6 separate regions of the Homo sapiens genome follow, and all the other regions are linked to region 5. A link is a contact called in ENCODE Hi-C or POLR2A ChIA-PET data. All regions are on one chromosome and are shown on one strand. Each heading gives the region's core, a stretch centred on a gene start or an enhancer-like site at or near the end of the contact. The rest is flanking DNA. Distances are from core to core; before and after follow the strand shown. Region 1 has its middle 32 kb from the start of MAP7D1. Region 2 holds the start of THRAP3 (thyroid hormone receptor associated protein 3). Region 3 overlaps THRAP3 (thyroid hormone receptor associated protein 3). Region 4 holds the start of KIAA0319L (KIAA0319 like). Region 5 holds the start of AGO3 (argonaute RISC catalytic component 3). Region 6 holds the start of SH3D21 (SH3 domain containing 21).

Region 1 (3,133 bases), core at 475-2,974, 260 kb after region 5:
AAAAAAAAAAAAAAAGAAAAAAGAAAAACCCGTCTCTACTAACAATACAAAAATTAGCTGGGTGTGGTGGCTCACATCTGTAATCCCAGCTACTCGGGAGGCTGAAGCATGAAAATCACTGGAACCCGAAAGCAGAGGTTGCAGTGAGCCAAGATCATGCCATTGCACTCCAGCCTGCGTGACAGAGCGAGACTCTGTCTCAAAAAAAATTTTTTTAAAGAGGTGTGAGATTCCAGGCAGAGGAAACAGCACACGTGAAGTCCCCATGATGAGCATGGGCAGTGTAGCCGGAACCTAGAGATTGAGAGGGAGCATGGTGTCAGAGAGGTGGGAAGGACCAGACCACGAAGGACCCATGCGCCATGCTAAGTAAGAGTTTATTACAAGAGTGCTGGGAAAGTGCCTGAAAGGTTTCAGCAGATGGGCAACATAGTCAGATTAACAATTTGAGAAAAGATGATCAGGACTACCACCTGGAGAAGGGACTGAGGAAAGGGGAAGAGTGGTAGTGAGAAGTCCAGACAGGAGCACCAATCCTGGTGAGAGATGGGGACAGGCCATGAGTTTGACTTGACTTGGCACTCTGTGGATAGCGATTTCCTTTTTTTTTTCTTTCTTCTTTTTTTGGGGGGTGGGGAGGATGGAGTCTTGCTCTGTTTCCCAGGCTGGAGTGCAGTGATGAGATCTTGGCTTACTGCAACCACCATCTCCCCGGCTCAAACCATCCCCCCACCCCAGCCTCCCAAGTAGCTGGGACTACAGGCACATGCCACGATGCCTGGCTAATTTTTGTATTTTTGGTAGAGACAGGGTTTCGCCATCTTGCCCAGACTGGTCTTGAACTCCTGGCCTCAAGTAATCCTCCCGCCTCAGCCTCCCAAAGTGCTAGGATTAATTACAGGCATGAGCCACCGCACCAGGCCTCTTCTTTTTTTTTTCTCTTTGAGACAGGGTCTCACTCTGTCACCCAAGTTGGAGTGCAGTGGCACCATCATGGCTCACTGCAGCCTCAACCTTCTGGGCTCAAGGGATCCTCCTGTCTCAGCCTCCTGAGTAGCTGGGAATACAGGCACACACCACCATGCCTGGTTAATTATTTTTAATTTTTTCCTGTAGAGACAGGGTCTCGCTATATTACTCACACTGGTCTTGAACTCCTGGACTCAAGTGATCCTCCTGCCTCAGCCTCCCAAAGTGTTGGGATTACAGGTGTGAGCCAGGACAGCAATTTCTTATGCAAATGTGGTGCTCACAGGAAGGGTCTGATCCCACAGCTCAGGAAAGAGGAGCCAGGAGGGAAGGAGGGAAGAACACAGAAGTTCTAGGAGAGACTCAGCCTTTAGGAGCCTGGAGTGTGGCTCCTCTGAGACAGCAGGGCCCTAGGGGGCAGTGAGGGCTTTGGAAGAACTGGCCCAGGCTGCAGGGAGGTAGCCTCCAGGTCTGATTTCCTGGTTTCCAGCTGGAGATTGAGGAATGTCCGGTCTGTTCCAGGCCCTGACTGAGCCTGAAGAGAGCGGAGGTGGAGGCAGAAGCCATCCCCTCTGGAGATCCCTCCCTTTCCCCATCTCTGCCCTTTCCCCAGTAGGGCCAGACTAGGCAGGGCCAGAGGAAGGCAGCAAAATGCCCTTCCCTCCTCCCCTCTTCATCCCAGTCGCCAACGCTCCTGAACTCCAGCTCTGTTACAACACCCCCGCCCCTCAACACACACACAATCTTTCTTTAACAGGACTCCCCAGCTCCACTGTGTGTGCCCGTGGGCCCTCTCAAAGGAACATTCAGTCCAACCCGAAGCCTGTGCCCTGCTTCCCAATGAATGGCGATCTCGCTCCACCTGGTGGTTACATGAGCACATTGGCAAGGCAGTTGAGGTTGGAACTGCCAGGTCCACCATGGACCAGACCACAGGCCTATGGCTGATGTCCTGGCTGCAGGAGATGTGTGCTCTACTCTAGACTTGGCCAGTGACTCACTCTATAACTAGGCAACCCTCCTGACCTCTGTGAGCTTCAATTTCCTCATCTGCAAATTAGGGCTAGTGATATGGGTAAGGTATTCCTTGAACAAACACACAGAATAAGAGTCTTAGTTGCAAGGTCCCCTTCCCACCATGAGGGGCCATGATATCCTGAGGTAGCTCAACATCACCTCCTGTGTACTGCCAGTCCCTTCCCCAAACCACTCCACTTTGGGACAGCCGTATTAGACATGTCCCAATGTGGCCAGAACATTGAGCTCTAATTGACCAACAGGGCATGGAGTGCAATGGCGTGATCATGGCTCATTGCAGCCTGGACCCCTCGGGCTTGAGTGGTTCTCCCACCTCAGCTTCCTAAGTAGCTGGGACCACAGGTGCACACCACCATGCCTGGCTAATTTTTAAATTTTTTGTGGAAACAGATCTCGTTTTTTGTCCACGTTGGTCTTGAAATCCTGGCCTTAAATGATCCTCCTGCCTCCGCCTCCCAAAGTGCTAGGATTACAGGTGTGAGCCACCGCCCTTGGCTGGTAAGGACATGGTCTTTGCCTTCAGTGCATTCAGCCTAGAAGTGGAAGAATACATAAAAATAGAATACAAAGCCAGCGCGGTGGCTCACGCCTGTAATCCCAGCACTTTGGGAGGCCAAGGTGGGTGGATCACCTGAGGTCAGGAGTTTGAGACTAGCCTCAACATGGAGAAACCCCATCTCTACTAAAAATACAAAAAAATTAGCCGGGTGTGGTGGTGCATGCCTGTAATCCCAGCTATTTGGGAGGCTGAGGCAGGAGAATTGCTTGATCCTGGGAGGCGGAGGTTGCGGTGAGCTGAGATCACGCCGTTGCACTCCAGCCTGGGCAACAAGAGCGAAACTCTGTCTCAAAAAAAAAAAAAAATAGAATACAGTGCGAGGTCAGTGACATAATTAAGCACACAGTGCTTTGGGAATATAAAGGATAATTTTTTAAAAAAATCTTTAGAGATGAGGGTCTTATTAAGTTGCCCAGGCTAGACTCAAACTCCTGGGCTCAAGGGACCCACCTGCCTCAGCCTTCCTAGTAGCTGGGACTTCAAGTGTATACCACCATACCTGACAAGGAAAAATATTTGACCTGGGTTCAAGCAGGGAGAGACTGTCAAAGGGAGGCCTCCTGTAGG
Region 2 (3,038 bases), core at 370-2,869, 290 kb after region 5:
ATCTTTGAATTTAAAATTACATTGGTTCAGCCCCGTGGCTCACGCCTGTAATCCCAGCACTTTGGAAGGCCGAGGCAGGTGGATCACTTGAGGTCAGGAGTCTGATACCAGCTTGGCCAACGTGGCGAAACCCCGTCTCCACAAAAAGTAGAAAAATTAGCCGGGTGGTGGCATATGCCCGTAAAATCAGCTACTCAGGAGGCTTAGGCAGGAGAATCGCTTGAACCTGGGAGGCAGATGTTGCAGTGACCCAAAATCGCACCACTGCCCTCCAGCCTGGGCGACATAGGGAGAATCTCAATAAATAAATAAATAAATAAATAAAAATAAAATCAATTAAATTAGAACGTTTTAAGAAGCACTGCGCAGTACGTCGACCACAAGAAGTGCTCAAAGAAGGAAGAAAGAGTAAGCCGTGTGCAAGGAATGCTGCCGAAGCCACTAAGGGCAAGGGCTGATGTGGCGTGGTCTGCTACTTGAGTTGAGCCTTGCAGCTTTTCTCTTAGGAAGAGCATTAGATTTCTTTATTAATTGATGTGTACTGTGTCTACTTTTCTCTGGAGGTGCAGAAATCCATCAAAACTGATCTCGGCTCTCAAAGAGCTCACAGTCTTGTCGGGGAAGGCCCCGATACTTACAGAGTAAGATGCAAACTTACTGTGGGAACACAGGCATAGGGAGGAGCTAGTCAACTTTGAAAGCATCACAGATGACCTATGAGATGGGTCTTAAATGTTCAGAGACACTAGAGCAGAAATTCCGGAGGAAACCAGCCTGTGCAAAACTGATAAACGCAGAGATTCTCAAATTTGTAGGTGGGTAAGAATCACCCGAGAGATCGGTTTAAAATGTAGACTGCAGGGAGACACTCCCCGGTAAACTTTTGGTTCAATACCCCAGTAGCACCCATTTTAACAAACTTCCCAGGACGACAGTCAGAAAATCATAGTTACAGAAGGCAGGCTGGGGAGAGGCGGTTTCTGGGTCTCCGAATGAGGTCACACAATTAAAATTAAAAAAACGAAACCAAACCAACCCCTCCATTTGCGTTGCGCTTTCAGGGTGCTTGAGGCTTTCCTGTGCCTTACTTTGTCGGAGCCTGGCAACATCGCTGTGGGGTAGAAATTACAAGTCTCATTTCACAGGGGAGGAAACAAGTTTAGAGAGGAGGGATGAATTTGCTCAAGGTCACAAAGCGGAAGGGAGCGCAGCAGAGACCAAAAACAGGGAGACTCGACTTCCAACTCGGAAGCTTTTCAACAAGGCAAGCTGGCCCGGAGTGGGTGGGGCTCAGACTCTCCCTCCAGGCTGGTTCCAAAATGGTGGGGGCAGTGGCGTCAGCAACGCCCCCGCCCCTTCCGTCCACCGCCCTCCTCCATCTCCAGGCCACCCAGGCGGGGGGAGGGGACGGCCCCGAGCAACCCACGTGACCGCCGACAACCGAGCGCGTGACGCAAAGCGGCGGGCCCAACGCTCGCCTTGTCTTTTGGGAAACGTAGTTCTGATGGCAGCCAAGTCGGCCAGGAGAGGAGGGCGTAGGACTACATTTCCCAGGAGGCAGCGGGTCTACGCCGTCGCCGTCGTCGGAGAGCGGAGACGCTGGGCGCGCTGTGGGGCGGGGGCGAGGTTCGGGCTGGTTGTTCCGTTGCGAGCTGCAGCTGCGATCTCTGTGGTAGGCCCAGGTGAGTGAGCGCCTCTGATGGAAGTTAGGGCAGCTTAACCGGCTCTAGTGGTTTCGTCTCTTATCTTTTTTCCCCAGCTGCTGGTCAGGGGCTCGGGGAAGGCCTGGCGTGGAGTCGCTCCCCCCAGCTTACACCCTGGCCTCTTCTGAGCGGGCTCCGTTCCCTCCGGCTCCTCCCCTTCCCCGCCCTTTAGGTCTTCCCCTGGCCCCGGCCTAGCTCCCAAGGCTCTTGGTCGCCTTCTCTGCAGAGCAGCTCCTACGCCGCTTTATCTTGCAGTCGGCCTGGGGGCGGCCACTCCCTACTCCTCCCGTTTTGGTCGTATGAACCCCGTTATTTGGATTTCTTTTCCCGGAACTCCCGAGTGCCCTTCCCCCCACCCAGTCCCCATTGGCCTGGTTCGGTCTTCTCCTAGGGCGCATGTGGCTGCCACTCAGTAAATGTTAGTACCGCTTCCGTTCTTTCCAGCCTGGTGGCCAAAAACGGGATAGTCCAAATTTGTCTCCTACGGGAATATTAGAGTTCTCACTTTTTTCTTGGGCTGGAGCTGAGGCCGGCTTGCATTCCAGTGGCAATCGGCGTGAGTTCTGCTTATATGAGGTGAATTATTTTGCTTCTCTTAGCACCTAAGCAACTTTTATCAACTGTTGTCTTTGACTTTACAAATCTTAGGGGTGGAGCATGGCAGCAGAAGCTGGGGAGCAGCAATGGTGCACAGAAGTTGGAAGCCATCAGTGGCAGTACAGTGTTTATGGGGAATTTGTTACTTGGGGTGAAGGGAAAGCCTCTGAGAGTATAGAAGGACCTGGCAAGAGAGAGGCAGTGAAGCTTCTGTTGGGAGCATAACAGAAGTATCCTGAACCAGTTGGCTTGGGTTTAAATCTTGGCCCTGCTATCTTTTGATCTTAGGTCAAGAGTCTTCATCTCCAGCTGCCTCAGTTTTCTTATCACTAAAACAGCAGTAAGTAACAGTGACCCCTTTACAGGGTTATTGTGGAGACTAAATGAGATAAAATAAAAATCACTTAGCCACTGTTAAAAAGTAATATCATCATTTATAGGTTTTTTTTTTAGAGTGTGCGCCGAGAGAGATGAGGCGTGTATCACACCGTTATTTTTCTTCTGTTTCAGATGACCCTGACTTTTTTCGTTTGTGGAAGTACTGTTGTAGTCTGTTCTGTAATTCTAGACAGTCTGACGTGTGTATTATGATTTAGAAGCTTGTTAAATAGCCAAAACCGGCTCCTGCCATGAACAACTTGTGGAGCAAATCGGGCTCAGTTTGTTCTTTGCCGGGAGATGTATTTTGTGAGCCAATGTTCATACGTTAATGATAAGTTTTACTGCAGCCATTTGGGC
Region 3 (3,422 bases), core at 665-3,164, 320 kb after region 5:
CGGGATGGTCTGGATCTCCTGACCTTGTGATCCGCCCGCCTTGGTCTCCCAAAGTTCTGGGATTACAGGCGGTATATTCTTATAATCAGAGATTTAGCATCCTCTGTGTTCTCTAGTAGAGTACAATTTAGCCACGTAATAGTGAGATTATTTAGGAATGTTTTCTAAGACTGACTTTATAAGACACATTAAAAAAATATACCTTAGAGGCTGGGCACAGTGGCCCACGCCTGTAATCCCAGCACTTTGGGAGGCTGAAGCGGGCGGATCACTTGAGGGCGGGAGTTCGAGACCAGCCTGGCCAACATGGCGAAACCCAATCTGTACTAAAAATACAGAAAATTAGTTGGGCGTGGTGGTGCGCGCCTGTAATCCCATCTATTGGCGCAATCTCAGCTCACTGCAACCTCCACCTCCTGGGCTCAAGCGATTCTTGTGCCTCAGCCTACTGAGTGGCTGGGACTGTAGGCGTGTGCCACCACGCCCAGCTAATTTTTGTATTTTTAGTAGAGATGGGGTTTTACCATGTTGGTCAGGCTGGTCTTGAACTCCTAAGCTCAAGTGATCCGCCCACCTTGGCCTTCCAAAGTGCTGAGATTACAGGTGAGTCACCGCACCTGGCCTGAATGTTCTTAATGTCACTGAACTGTACATATAAAAATGGTTAAAATGGGCAGTTGTATGTTATGGCACTGGAGATATAAAAAGGAATTTGATCTGATACCTGCCCTCAAGGAGTAGTTTACTTTAGTAGTAGTGCATGACCACTGGTTTTCAAGGAAATAGAGGCTCAAGTGATAAGGAAATGCTGGTAGCTTATAAAAGTTTTGTAATGTGATAAAAAGATAAGTTCTGGGAAAGTAGTCATTATGAGTTCTTGACAGTTCAGTCTGATCTACTGGACCGGGATAACTCAGATGGGAAAGTTACTTTTCCCCAACCTCTCTGCACAGCCCGAGAGCATGAGTTTAAAAACCATTGGTCTAGGTAGAAACGTTCAGGTGCATCAGTTGGCATGTTTGATTCCTCTCTGTGTTGTACATTGAGACCTTGAGGCACAGAATGATAGGGTTATTTAAGGAGCAGACTCATTCAACCTGGAATTAGGCATAGGCTTGGGTTTGTCGTTGACAGAGCCTACTGCTCTTTTTACAGGTTTTCAAGATGGAATTAGTGTCTTATGTTCCGAGTTTGCTATAAAGCTAAATTCTGAATTCGCATGAGAATGTAATTGTTTAATGACCACATGACTACCCAAACCAGCTTGTTGAAGTCGTGTCTTTTCACTGTCATTTTGATACTGGCCCAATTAACAATATTTATTGAGTACTCCTTTGTGCCAAGCACTTTTCTGAGAACTTTATACATATATTAATTTATTCGGTGTTCAACAACACTGTGAAGTAGGAACAGTTTTATAGATAAGGGACCACAGATAGTGAGATTTAATTAAGTCACTTATCCGGGGTCTCACAACTAGTAGTTGGTGGAGTTGGGAATCAAACATAGGCTTCAGAGCCAGATGTGCTCTTATTATTTATTGAGGAGTTCAGTTGCTTTGGAAATTGCTTTGGGATGACTAATTACTGACTTTTATTTGTTTTACTATGAGTTGCTGGGCATAAATATTAAAAAATATCAGTTCCTACCATTTGGGAGTCTTACAGTTTTGAGAATTACTATTCATGAGGGTTTATTTTTATTTTTATTTATTTATTTTTGAGACGGAGTTTTGCTCTTGTTGCCCAGGCTGGAGTGCAGTGGCGCTATCTTGGCTCACTGCAACCTCCGCTTCCCGGGTTGAAGCAATTCTCCTGCCTCAGCTGCCCAAGCAACTGGAATTATAGGCATGTGCCACCATGCCCCGCTAATTGTGTGCTTTTAGTAGAGACGGGGTTTCACCATGTTGGTCAGGCTGGCCTGGAACTCCTGACCTCAAGTGATCCACCTGCCTTGGCCTCCCAAAGTATATGTTTACAGGCATGAGCCACCGTGCCTGGCCAAGGTTGATTCTTAGTGGCCATCTGCACTAAATGCATTTGTTAGACAAATGATGAAGAAAAGGGGTTGATAACCTTTCCAAAGGGTCAGATACTTTAGGCTTTGCTGGCCAAGAGGCAAAGTTGAGGCTACTCTGTGGGTACTTACATGACAAGAGAGAAAACAACTTTGCACAAAGTTTTTATTTCAAAATACAATAATCAGGCTAGGCACCGTGCCTCACACCTGCAATCCCAGCGCTTTGGGAGGCTGAGGCGGGCAGATCACCTGAGGTCAGTTCGAGACCAGCCTGGCCAACATGACGAAACCCTGTCTCTACTAAAAATACAAAAAAATTAGCCAGGCATTGTGGCGCAAGCTTGTAATCCCAGCTACTTGCAAGGCTGAGGCACAAGAATCTCTTGAACCCGGAGGACAGGGGTTGCACTGAGCCAAGACCATGCCACTGCACGCCAGCCTGGGTGACAGAGTGAGACTCTGTCTCAAAAAATATATATAGATAGGCATATATATATATATATATATATATATATATATATATATATATAAATGTAAATAATGAGTATAATTTTTGTAGTAACAGGGCTATAAGAATGGAATTCTGCTTTTGGGGAGTACAATTTCACTTAATTGGGTTTCCAAGTTAGCAGTGCCTTTCAAAATTGATGGCAAATATTTATTTGTTAATGCTGATCTGTCGTGAAGTTTTATGTGTGTCATCTTTGAAAATGTCTTCACACAGATTGGGTACTGCCAAATACATTAATCATTGAGCATGTGATTTTAATTGAGCAGATTTATCTTTTGGAAGGCACAGAAATGTGTTAGATTCTTGATATTTGTCTTTTAGCATACCATAACATTGCAGATAAATCGCTTCCAATTGAAGATTAGATGGAAGCTCCTTAGCTGCACAGTTAGACAGATTTTGAAATATGGAGATTTAGTTTACACATGCATTAAGGTTGGAAATATGCTGGAACTGTAGTTTGAGCTCAGAAGATCTGCTTCAGATTTGTGTGGGTATGGAGATATCACTTCTTGTTCAACTTTTGACAGTATGAGAAGTGAATAAAGTAATTTGACATTTCTTGAAATTGAAACATTTATTGTCATTAGTATTATTTTATTACAGTATGTGTTTCCCATAGAAGTGCTGTTTTGACTTCTAATTTTGTTTTATTTCTTTGAGACAGAATCTCCCTCCGTCAGCTAGTCTGGAGTGCAGTGATGAGATCATAGCTCACTGCAACTTCAAGCTCCTGGGCTTAAGCGAGCCTCCTGTCCCAGCTTCCTGAATAGCTGGGACCACAGGCGTACACCATTGAGTCAGGCTAATTTTTTTTTTTTTTTTTTTAGTTTTTGTAGAGACGGATCTTGCTGTGTTCACTAGGCAGGTCTCAAACTTCTGACCTCAAGCT
Region 4 (3,500 bases), core at 611-3,110, 370 kb before region 5:
CATCCATTCCTATTTCTAGTTGTTTTGTAGTTGTATTTCAGGGAGCAGGGGGCAGAAAGGAGGTGTGTGGGCCAGAGACATGTTCAAGAGATTATGAAATGGAGCCTAAGTTAGAAAGTACATCCAGCAATTTCTCTAGCCTCCCAAGAGGGAACGAGTGAGTATGCATGTGTGCATGTATGGGTGTGTATGAATCTTACCCAACACATTTCTGCCTACCACAAAAGGATTTAAAACTCAAGGTGACTCAACAGCTGTCATCAATAGCCTGACAGGTGGGTGGGAGAAGCAGAAAAGAAATGAATAGCTTTTGAAAAATGGAGTAATAAACACCACTGGACTAACAAGCTGATTAGAAGTGCCATGTCTAATAAATCTTGCGTCTAAGAGAAAGGCAGAGTTAATTTCATTTGAACTCCTAACCAGTCATTCCTCTGAAACCTATAATTGCCTAAGGGCACAAATCACTGCTAGGGTCCAGTTAAAGGCTTGCTGACCAAACGCAAGAACAACAACACATCACCAAGATCCGAATAGTTTGTTACTGAATCAAAGGGTAACAACCCAGGGAGAGAACACACACCCCCACAATACTTGACAAATGAAAATCTAGAGAAGCTCACAATAGTTCTGGCATTTAGGGCGTTACAAGTACACCCAAAATAAAAGCACTCTCTGTTGCAGCAGCTGTTCAGACAGAGCAGGGGGTAATGTTTACTTAATACTTCAGGTTGATGGGGGATGTATCACAGTTCAGTCTGTCAACTACATACGTGGAACTCCATTTATGTACACAGCGATAAGATATGTTTGAACAACGATGGAGCACGTCTGAAACAATCTATTCAGTTGGTATGAGTAATCGAGAATAAAGCTCTTTTTTAAAAAGTCTCAGATATTTGGGAAAGTTACAGAACAGACTGCCATGAATAGCTTTGCTTATATTTGCAGACACTGTTTTCCAAATAGCTGGAAAAATGAACAGATTGTTCTGGGAGGTCGTCTTTCCAATTTGTTCCTAGTTTTCAGTCTGTTAATCACAGGAGAGAGCACAAGGAGAGTCAGCTAATGCTCTTCACTAACTGCAACTACTGTCAGTTGGACACAACCACTATGAGACCAGAAGCCAAAGAGTTCCTGGAATCCCGCCAGAGGTTATCAATTTTGACTTCCTTCATTTCACCTTTGTGCTCACTGCAGCCACTACAGGACCCTCTGTGGGGCATAATTTTCAAAATCGTGGATGAGGCAGGTTTCACATTATAATGGACACATCGTGCTCAACCCCATCCCCTCTTCATTCTGCACCAACTTTCTATCTCGGTGGAGAGACCAAACATCAGAGACAGCAACTAAAGACTAGGCTGCAGAGGTCGAAGGTGGAAGAAGGACGGCAGCGCCCCGAACCCCGGCTGTCTGCCTGGCTCTCAGGGGATGGAGGGAGCTGCATGACTAGGCCCAGGCCCGAGAGAAGCGGGGTTCAGCCTGGGACCCAAGCTGCGCACCTGCAAGGACAGAAGCAGCTGGCTGCCCTGGCCGAGCCAGGGGCGCCACCTCCGGACCCAACATCCGGCCAGCGCAGCCGCTGACATCGCCCGTCCCGCTTGCCCCTCCCCTGAGCCCATGGTCCTCGGCCTGGCAGCCAGCCGCCCCCGGCCACCTACCGGGGCTCAGGGCCACATAGCGGGGCCCCGGCTCTCGGCGGCCTCCGCCTCCTCCTGGTCCATGGGCTCGGGGACCCCCAACCTTCGCTCCCCTCACCCGGAGGAGGAGGAGGAAGAGGAAGAAGGTAGTGCGGGCTCCCCACCCGGACAGCTACCTCTCGCCTCAGCCTCCCTGGACAGCGACGGCGGCCGGAAACACCGCCTCCTCCCACCTCCCCGGGACCGACCCGGAAACACACTCTCCATGCTAACCAAGCCCTCCCGCCCCTCCCCCGGGAAGGGCAATGCCGGCCGCGAGACCAAGGGGGAGGAGGGGCAGTGCTGGGCGGGTAAAACTACGCACAAGCGAAGGAATCTGGGCCCCCAGCCTCTCGCCGCCCGCTCTCCAGAGGCAGTCTGCACCTTGCCTCCTTCGCTCGAGCCCCAGCCCCCAGACTCGGGCAATACCCACAAGCAAGATGGCGGCAACGGCGGCACCCCCTACTGCTTAGCACCCTGACTTGCCATTGGCCAGAGCCCGGAGTGAAGCAGCCGCGGATTCGTCAAGAGCGGTGCGGGGGTGGGGGTGGAGCTGCAGCAGCCTGGAGCCAGGAGTGGGCAACGCGGCGTGAGCAGCGGCCCGAGGCTCCCGGAGCATCGCGCTGGGAGAAGACTTCGCCGCTCGGGGCCGCAGCCTGGTGAGCTCAGCCCCCTTCGGGCCCTCCCCTGCATCCCAGCCGGGGCCTCTCCGAGCCGGCGCTGATCGATGCCGACACACCCCGGGGACCCTATCGCGACTCCATCGCGCCATATCGCGACACCATCGTGCCCTGTCGAGACTCCATTTTGTCACAGCCCTTTTCAATATATATCTTTTTTTTTTTTAATTTGCCCTGTCATCTTTGGGGGCTGTCTCCCATGTCGTGATTTTGACGTGATCTCTCCGTGACATCACCGCGCCATCGTGAAGTGTGATCTCATCGCCGCCCTGTCGTGACTTCATCAATGTCGTGTTGTGACCTGGCTGCGGCGGGACAGGTGGTGACCGCCAGGAACCCTCCTCCCCTTCTCATCTCCCCATCTCAGCAGCCCTGCTTCGATTATCCGGCTTTTGGATTCTCCGTTGTCCTGGGAACTATCCGGGACCCCCTCTTGCTTCTCCAGCCCCTGCCGGCATCCACAGGCTGGTAGCGGGACGGGGAGGGCGAGAAGAGGGAGCGCAAGGGGTTAATTCTGCTGCTGCCGCCGCCGCTGCTGCTGCTGCTGCAGCCTCTACCCGAGGGAGGGAAAGGAGAGGAGGCAAGGAGCCTGCGGGGGCGACTGAGAGCCCTGGCTGGAGGGGTGGGGTCCCCAAAGGGGCCTCCAAGCCTTCCCTGTTGAGCGTCTTGTATTCTCACTTCTGAAGCGTATCTCTGCCTCTGAAGAAGGGAGGGGAAAGGAAGCCTGGGGTGTCCTTTTCTCCCATGTCAGCCTGAGTCCGGATAATCGAACTTCACCCATGTATGTCTCCATTTCTCCCTGTCTGTCCTCACCACTCACTCCCTCTGTGTCCCTGTGGAGGGAGATAAAACCCAGCCTCCGGTGCCAGGGGGACAGCTGAGCAGTGGGGCCAGCTCCCGCCCACCCCCAGGAGACTGGTGAGGAGAGCTGTCCGGCTGAGCAGCAGCATGCATGGTCCTTCTTTCCCGCTTTCTGGAGGTGACCTTGGACCAGGGTCCCTTCTTTATCCCTAAGGATTTGCAGATCCAGCCCCTTAAAGGGGCTTCTGGGGGGAGGTCAGTCCTGAGGAGTCCACCCCTCCAGATTCTCTCCTCCCCTCCCTCTGTGCTAATCCCTCCCTCCCTCCATCCTCCACTC
Region 5 (3,396 bases), core at 123-2,622:
CATACATTTATTGTTTAATATTATATGGTAAGTACTTTAAAATGGTAAATAGTAAATACTTGTGTTATTCACTAACATTTGGGGAGGATTTTCTCTGTGCTTTATGTATATTACCTAACCTTACAAACTGTGTAAGGTACATGCTGTTCTCTCAATTTTTCAGATAAGAAAATTGAAGCCCAGAGAGATCAAGTGACTGATCCAAAGTCCCACAGTGAGGGGAACTGAAGATAGGATATTCTTTCTCCTTTTCCTCTTTAAAAAATTATTTTGATTAAAAAAAACCGTATTACTGAAGCATAGGGACATGGGGAGAAATTATGAATGATTCCTCAGCCTGAATAAAATAGTATGTTTCATTAAGGCAACAAATATTTATTAAGGACCTAATATTTGCCTGACATTCAAGTGAGGTGGGGGGCACACAAGTAGTAAATAAATAACAGACTGGGCAAAGGGCTACCAAGGCAATACTGTAGTAGACTAACAGGTGCCCCACCATAGATGGGTGGTCCGGAAAAGGCGTCTCAGATGTCTTTCGTTGAGACGCAAAAAAAAGCTGTGGGGTAGGGCGTAAGGGGAGGGTGGAGAAGAGAGAGAGGGTTCCTGGCCAAGGGAACCAAAAGCAGAGAAGCTCCAAGTCAGAAAAAAGCAGCGGTTGGCCCGTTGGGAGAATTGGAAGCCAACCAGTATAGCTGTAGCACAGGCGGGGCCCATTTACGCCGTGCGTTTTCACCCTGGAAAGGAGTTTGGGTTTTCAAGTGTGACGAGGCGCTATTAAAGAGTTTTAAACATGGAAATTACTCGATCTGATGTTTGTGTAGTGTCCTGTTTGTTAGTCATCTTTTCCAAACTATAATACATTTTTTTTTTCCTAAAAATGGTCGTTAAAGCAGCCTAGGACTTAGGTCAATTGCGGTGGTCACTTGACCGCCTGTGAGGAGGCGGCGCGTGGGGTGGATCGGACTGGGCGTGGCGGGGGCTCAGGAAGGAGGGTGGCCCTACCCCAGCGGGCTCGGCTCGGGGCCTCCGCGGCAGTTCGGGGTCCTTCACCCGCCGGCTCCAGGTAGGCTACTCCTCAGGTAAGCCCCGCCGCCAGCCGCGACGTCGTCGCAGACAGGCACCGCCCCCACTCGTGCGGCGCGAGTAGTCCTGCCCCTCCGCGTTGTCTCCGGCCGGCACGGCCCGGCGGGGTACGGCCGAGCCCGCCGCATGTGGCCCGGCTCCCGGACACCTCCCCGGCGTCCTCCGCGCCGGCCGCTCCTGCCCCGACGTCGCTCCGGCACGGCTCGGGGCCCAGAGGCGAGGCGAGGACGCCGGGCAAGCCAGGCAGCGGAACTGACGCCGGCGAGCTTCCGGGGCGGCCCCGGGCAGGTCGGCGGCGGCGGCCCGCAGTCGTGGAGGAGCGGTGGGAGCGTCGGCGGCCGCGGGCGATGCAACTTCCGGACGGGACTCCCCTCTGTCCGCGCCTCACATCTCCCCTTCCTCTCGCCTAGTCCTGTGCCGTTTTCCGTCCGCGACTCTTCCGGCCCAGAGCTTTCGGAGTGCGGTTGCTCAGGGGAAGCCGTCGCCGCCCCCGCCTCGGGGCCGAGTGAGAGTGCCCGTCGCGTCGCGCCGCGTCGCCCCCCGGGCCGCCTCCTTGCCGCCAGTGGCGGGCTCCGTTCTCCCTCGAAGCACTCCCCCCAGCTCCATGAATGGAAATCGGCTCCGCAGGTGAGTCAGAGTAGCTGGGCCAGGTAGGGGATGTCACCCAGCTACTGTCCTCTGAGCATCCCTGCTCCTCCCGCCCGGCCCAGGTGCGCGAGGTGAGCGTCGGGCGGGCATCGCTCGGTCTCCCGCCCCTCGCCCTGCTCCTCCGCGACCTCCCCGCAGCCCAGCCCCAGTTCCCCGGGGGCCCCTGAGTCGGCGAAACTGCGAGGCGGGGAAACGCTTGGAGGATTTAAGTTTGGGGTTATCTAGGCGGCATTACTCTTTGCTGGAGTACCCTTCTTCTAGACTTTAGAATGGTTTGCCATTGTCTAGTTGGAGTGCGTGTCCTTTAGCCAGGTTGTGTGTTCCGTAGAGGCTGGGCAGCCAGCCAGCTCCCTTACCTACCTCTTAGGATAGTTGTGAAGATAGGCTGAGATAACGGATAACTTCAGATTAAGTTCGAAGGAGGTGTTGGTGCAACGTTAAATTCAACATGGCATTGCTCCTACCCTCGAGTTCTTTTCTGTTGTTTGTGGCAGCATGGTAGATAGTTTCTGAGGAGCTTGGAAATGTCATAGCAGCCTGGATCCCTGCTTATACGAGGAGGTGGTTCTTAAAATTGCTGACAGTATATTTTTTTTCATTCTCTATTCCTTAGAGAAGTAGTTGTCATATTCCTGGAAATTTGGAATTTAAGAAAACTGCTTTATCTCTGGGGGCAAGAGCAGCAGTTTTGCAGTCTTAAGAGAAAATTGCAACATGGATAGTACTTGTCCTTAAAAAAGGAAAAGTATTGTTTATGGTTCTAAAGTAATTAATTCAGGGACAGAAAGGTGTTGCATAACGGTTTGCCTAACAAATGATCATGCTTGGCTTATTAAATTTGAAAGTATGCTTCAGACGATCACAAGTTCGTAAATTAATTTTCAAAATATTTGCGGGGCTGTCTTGTTACTAATGGTGTTACAAGTTCCTGAATTCCATATCTCTTTTTGCCAATTTGATATAAGAAAAACTTACGTAAAAGAAACCAGTGACATAACGATAGCTAAGAACTTTGTTGAATAGATTACGTGTCAAATGGTTGCAAAAAAGCACTCAAACTGGGGAGATGAGATGGGGAGAGAGTTACAAATTTTTTTTTTTTTTTTTTACAAATTTTGTTACATGGAAGTTTCTCTAATCAATTTAGACCATATCTCTTTTTCCTGCTCCATTGTTTCGCTTTCCCCCATATCGTCTTAAAAGGTCTGTCTGGATTGTGAAAAGATTTCGACTCTTATTCAGTTTTGATTTGTGTATTTCTGAAACTGTCCTGCCCTTTTAAAAAAATTACCATACTACTGTTTTACTGTACAGGAGATGTGATTATTTGGGACCATAGGTGATCTTTGTACATAACTGTCCTGTTGTCAAGTCTGGAAAACAAGTCATGAAGGTCAGACCCTTTATTAATCATCCCAAAACTTTTAAAGATATTTCAAAAAAGTTTTTAAAGTTTTTTCTTTTTCTCCTTAGGGTTTTTCATATGATATTGTGCCCATATATATGGGAAATGTCTTAGAAAACATTTGTTACATCAAACCACCTAGTCAACTGGTACAACTAAGCCAAGTACAGCTCAGAAAATACATTTTACCTCTTCTTTTTTGGGTGTCCCATTGCTGAAATGGATACCCATTTAGCTGTCTTCACATTTGGGGAAGT
Region 6 (3,282 bases), core at 332-2,831, 380 kb after region 5:
ACTTTCTAGTCCTGCTGATCCTCCCAGCAACGGGGTGGAAACTGGAGGGCAGTGTCTGGTCTGTTTTCTAAGAAACTTATGAATTCTATTATCTTTACAAATATGAGAAAATTTTTTCAATATTTTTTATTAATCTTTTTATAAAATGAAAAGAAACTCCTATGATCGATTAAGGAAGGTGGTTATGGCTGGGTGGTTCAGGGGTTTTTTTGGGTTTCTTTTTTTTTTTCTTTGTCTTTTTAACCTTAAGCTGTTTAAGTTGAAGCATTCTCAGATGTTTGGGGGGAAACATCCTCTTAAAATGGGTCCTTGTGCTTGCCTTCTGGGGAGGCGGTCCTGAGCAGGTGAATCATAAGGCATTTATGCATATGTTATATGCGGACTGCACCCACCTCTCCCCCCCAGCCTTTGCCTCTTGCGTTGTTGTGCTGCTTTCCCCTTACTTTGCTACATTTCTATAGTTAAGTTGGTTTTACTTGAATGATTCATGTTTAGGGGGAAAATGAAAATCTCCCTTAAAATTTGTTTCAACTCCTCCTGCAAATAAAATAAATGAAGTGGCAGATGTAAACGGGTTCTGTTCATTGTCATCCTGAGTGTGTGTGTGTGTTGAGGGTGGTAGATAACTTCCCACGGCAGTTTCAGAAAACCTGAAAGACAAAGGGCCTGTGGGGCCTTGCGCAGGCTGCTGGAGTCCCAGACAGACACAGTCCTTCCTGGGAGGAGCATTGTGTACCTTGGACACCCCAGGAGAAACAGATTTTTTCCACTGGTGTCATAGGCAAGGACTTTGGCTTCCTTCATCATGGTGGTGGGGCAGGGATCAAGGGATGTGGTTAGTAGGCTCAGCCTTCTACCTGAAAGAGCCTATCCCACATGGACTGGCCATAGGGTGGGCCCTAACCTTCAGACTCCTGCCGGCTGGGGACTCAACTGTGAGCAGAAATCTTGGAAGCTGGTAAAATTCATTCTCCCGGCCTAACTCCCAGGGAAAACCTGGAGGTGTTTTCTGAAACCAAACTAGACCTCTGGCCCCAAAGCAGGGGTCTTTGCTGTGTCCTTCCTATATGGGGGTAGAGAGTGGGTACGGGGCCAGAGAGGAGTACGCCTTGAAGGAAAGCAGACTGGAAGTGTCCACTCAAAGCTATTGCTGGTACAAGGGCAGCCACTTCATTCACTCAAGGCCGGTTTAGAGCGGTTGCTACTTGCTGGGGGGCCCCACCCTGGTATGTGCCTCTCCCCACCTTTTCCCCTCAAGCCAAAAGCTTGTGAGCTGGGGAAGGGTGGGCCTGGAAAGGCTCTGTGCAAATTGTAGCTGGGAGCCTCCGGGCAAAAGCTGAGGGAAAGGGAGAGGCGGCTGGCCTAAAATTTAGGTGGGCGGAAGAACCTGTGACGGAGCTGTGACCGCTGCACAGGCCAGAGACCCTGGAGTCCTCCTCACCCCGGGGTTGGGGGCCGGACCTGCTGAGCCGGGCCGCCCCCTCTCCACACCCACTCCCAGCACCTGGCCCGACCTATCGGCTGGCGGCTACGCCTCCTTTACCCTACTGTCTTGCCTCAGGTCGCACCCTGCGCGGGCCCAGTACTCGGCCGTCAGAGGGAGCTGCCAGGCTCTGGAGGGCGCCCCGGAAACCATGGGTAAGTGCGGAGGCTTTGAGGTGGCCTCTCTCTGCAACCGTGGACATAGCAAGAGCCCACACCACCCCCCGACCCCCGCTGCCCTCTACGGTGCTTGGGGACACGCCCGCCCTAGCCAGGCTGCCCGGCTGGGCCTTTCTGAGCCGCACGCCGGCCCCGTCTTCCGCCCGCAGAAGTCCTCGTCCTGGCCGGATACCGCGCGCAGAAGGAGGACGAGCTGAGTCTGGCGCCCGGGGACGTGGTCCGGCAGGTGCGCTGGGTGCCCGCGCGGGGCTGGCTTCGCGGAGAGTTTGGGGGCCGCTATGGCCTCTTCCCCGAGCGCCTGGTGCAGGTGAGGCCGAGCCAGGGGCGGGCTGTGGGGTCTCAGCGCGCGCCCCCCGGGAGCTGAGAGCGCCTTCCCCGTGCCCTGATTCCCAGGAGATCCCAGAGACCCTGCGGGGCTCCGGAGAGGCGCGGAGGCCGCGCTGTGCGCGCCGCCGAGGTGAGCGCAAGGGCGGGGACGGGCGCCGGTGGGCGGGTGCACGGAGCCAGTGCGACCCCGGCGTCTCCGGCTCTTAGTGACGGGCGCGGCTCTGGGCGGGACCTCGGGGCCGCCCTGCGGTCTGTGATTGGTTCTCGAGTGCAATGCTCCGCCCTGGGGCGGGGCTGGAGGGACCAAAGGCTACGTGCGCGCCTTGCGCTTCCCCCAGCTCCTCTGACTGGGGCGTCCGACTGGAGCTCAGCCGCGCTTGTCCGGTGCTAGGTCATCCTGCCAAACACCCGAGGCCCCAAAGATGGTGCAAAGTGAACTTCAGCTACAGCCCAGAGCAGGCGGACGAGCTGAAGCTGCAAGCTGGGGAGATCGTGGAAATGATAAAGGAGGTGAGGGGTGAGGTGATGGGACCGTTTGGGGGAGGATGATGGAACGCGCCTCCCTAGTGAGCGGGGTGGGAAGTGAGGGTGTGGACGGTGGGAATGGCGACGGTGCAGATACGGGGAAGCGCGGGAGGGAAGGAGGGAGGAAGGGGCGCTTGGGCAGAACCAAGGGTGGCAGATTATCCTAGGGACTCTTGGGGCAGAACCAGACGCCTCTGCGTCCTCCCCTCTCCCCAGATTGAGGACGGCTGGTGGCTGGGGAAGAAGAACGGGCAGCTGGGAGCCTTCCCATCCAACTTTGTGGAATTGCTGGACAGTGGGCCCCCAAGTGAGACCTCGACTCTGTGACCCTGTGACTCGCAATCTCCAATGACCCTCCCAGTGGCATGAGCCTGTGATTCACATATCCTGACCCTGTGACCCCTCTGACCCTCTCCCATGACCTAACCTGTGAATTAGCACCCTCCCTAACCTCACTGTCCCCCACTAGGCCTTGGTAACCCAGACATGCCTTCAGTCAGCCCTGGTCCCCAGCGGCCTCCCAAGGTAAGTTGGCTCAGAGTAGGCACAGAGGTGGTGAGTTCCTCTTGGGGTGGTTGGAGGCTCATCTAGTTCCTCCCTGCCCCTTCCCCCACTAGCTGAGCAGCCTGGCCTATGACAGCCCTCCAGACTACCTGCAGACAGGTGAGCACCCATCCAAAGGGTCCCCCACTCCCTCAGCCACTCCCAAGGTTGTGACTTGGTGGGCCAGCTAGGCTGATGGAGGTGGGGGCTGCTGATGGATGGGGG

What was found. Hi-C counts contacts between places; a loop is a spot of excess contacts on that map. ChIA-PET counts read pairs that join two places held with the same protein, here RNA polymerase II (POLR2A). Pooled maps may share reads with other maps.
Region 1: a pooled map shows a loop between it and region 5 (4-fold over the local background). The contact joins the enhancer-like site here to the promoter of AGO3 in region 5. A Hi-C loop is called at or near these places in 6 of 50 pooled maps. POLR2A ChIA-PET finds 5 or more read pairs at or near these places in 4 of 52 experiments (A549, BJ, MCF 10A and 1 more).
Region 2: a loop to region 5 is called in a map of CD8-positive, alpha-beta T cell, with 25 times the contacts of the local background. The contact joins the promoter of THRAP3 here to the promoter of AGO3 in region 5. A Hi-C loop is called at or near these places in 4 of 168 maps with a recorded cell type or tissue (CD8-positive, alpha-beta T cell and naive thymus-derived CD4-positive, alpha-beta T cell), 10 of 37 single-sample maps with no recorded cell type and 17 of 50 pooled maps. POLR2A ChIA-PET finds 5 or more read pairs at or near these places in 11 of 52 experiments (CD4-positive, alpha-beta T cell, CD4-positive, alpha-beta memory T cell, CD8-positive, alpha-beta T cell and 8 more).
Region 3: a loop to region 5 is called in a pooled map, with 1.9 times the contacts of the local background. The contact joins the enhancer-like site here to the promoter of AGO3 in region 5. A Hi-C loop is called at or near these places in 1 of 50 pooled maps. POLR2A ChIA-PET finds 5 or more read pairs at or near these places in 2 of 52 experiments (GM12878 and activated CD4-positive, alpha-beta T cell).
Region 4: a loop to region 5 is called in a map of naive thymus-derived CD4-positive, alpha-beta T cell, with 12 times the contacts of the local background. The contact joins the promoter of KIAA0319L here to the promoter of AGO3 in region 5. A Hi-C loop is called at or near these places in 1 of 168 maps with a recorded cell type or tissue (naive thymus-derived CD4-positive, alpha-beta T cell), 2 of 37 single-sample maps with no recorded cell type and 13 of 50 pooled maps. POLR2A ChIA-PET finds 5 or more read pairs at or near these places in 3 of 52 experiments (AG04450, CD4-positive, alpha-beta T cell and activated B cell).
Region 6: a loop to region 5 is called in a pooled map, with 5 times the contacts of the local background. The contact joins the promoter of SH3D21 here to the promoter of AGO3 in region 5. A Hi-C loop is called at or near these places in 8 of 50 pooled maps. POLR2A ChIA-PET finds 5 or more read pairs at or near these places in 4 of 52 experiments (GM12878, PC-9, WTC11 and 1 more).

The regions. Positions count from the first base shown.
Region 1 is chr1:36,186,512-36,189,644 of GRCh38, forward strand. No RefSeq gene overlaps it. Among named protein-coding and RNA genes, the nearest start is that of MAP7D1, 32 kb to the left of the region's middle. RefSeq lists an enhancer at 1,346-2,044. Within about 2 kb of position 1,725, at least 33 of the 41 ENCODE cell types and tissues checked have a DNase peak (open chromatin) inside an H3K27ac peak, as active enhancers do.
Region 2 is chr1:36,222,824-36,225,861 of GRCh38, forward strand. THRAP3 (thyroid hormone receptor associated protein 3) reads left to right here and starts at 1,620. Exons shown (of 12, transcript NM_005119.4): 1 at 1,620-1,682. RefSeq lists enhancers at 417-586, 797-1,096, 1,010-1,537, 1,497-1,706, 1,538-2,066 and a silencer at 1,247-1,366.
Region 3 is chr1:36,250,422-36,253,843 of GRCh38, forward strand. All of the region lies in intron 1 of THRAP3 (thyroid hormone receptor associated protein 3), which reads left to right. Among named protein-coding and RNA genes, the nearest start is that of THRAP3, 28 kb to the left of the region's middle. Within about 2 kb of position 1,915, at least 5 of the 41 ENCODE cell types and tissues checked have a DNase peak (open chromatin) inside an H3K27ac peak, as active enhancers do.
Region 4 is chr1:35,555,543-35,559,042 of GRCh38, forward strand. It overlaps KIAA0319L (KIAA0319 like), which reads right to left and starts at 1,861. Exons shown (of 21, transcript NM_024874.5): 1 at 1,665-1,861. NCDN (neurochondrin) reads left to right here and starts at 2,257. Exons shown (of 7, transcript NM_014284.3): 1 at 2,257-2,681. The coding sequence starts at 2,649. RefSeq lists enhancers at 1-490, 1,291-2,018, 2,019-2,745, 2,035-2,094, 3,473-3,500 and silencers at 1,555-1,654, 1,665-1,804, 2,876-3,085.
Region 5 is chr1:35,929,733-35,933,128 of GRCh38, forward strand. It overlaps AGO3 (argonaute RISC catalytic component 3), which reads left to right and starts at 1,373. Exons shown (of 19, transcript NM_024852.4): 1 at 1,373-1,713. The coding sequence starts at 1,695. AGO1 (argonaute RISC component 1) reads left to right here. Exons shown (of 19, transcript NM_012199.5): 19 at 1-800. RefSeq lists enhancers at 989-1,512, 1,513-2,037, 2,038-2,560 and silencers at 1,016-1,525, 1,536-1,875.
Region 6 is chr1:36,304,787-36,308,068 of GRCh38, forward strand. It overlaps SH3D21 (SH3 domain containing 21), which reads left to right and starts at 1,582. Exons shown (of 16, transcript NM_001162530.2): 1 at 1,582-1,638; 2 at 1,812-1,969; 3 at 2,056-2,119; 4 at 2,381-2,499; 5 at 2,731-2,821; 6 at 2,984-3,039; 7 at 3,132-3,177. The coding sequence starts at 1,635. It overlaps THRAP3 (thyroid hormone receptor associated protein 3), which reads left to right. Exons shown (of 12, transcript NM_005119.4): 12 at 1-571. RefSeq lists silencers at 1,623-1,672, 1,893-2,332 and enhancers at 1,830-2,630, 2,433-2,482.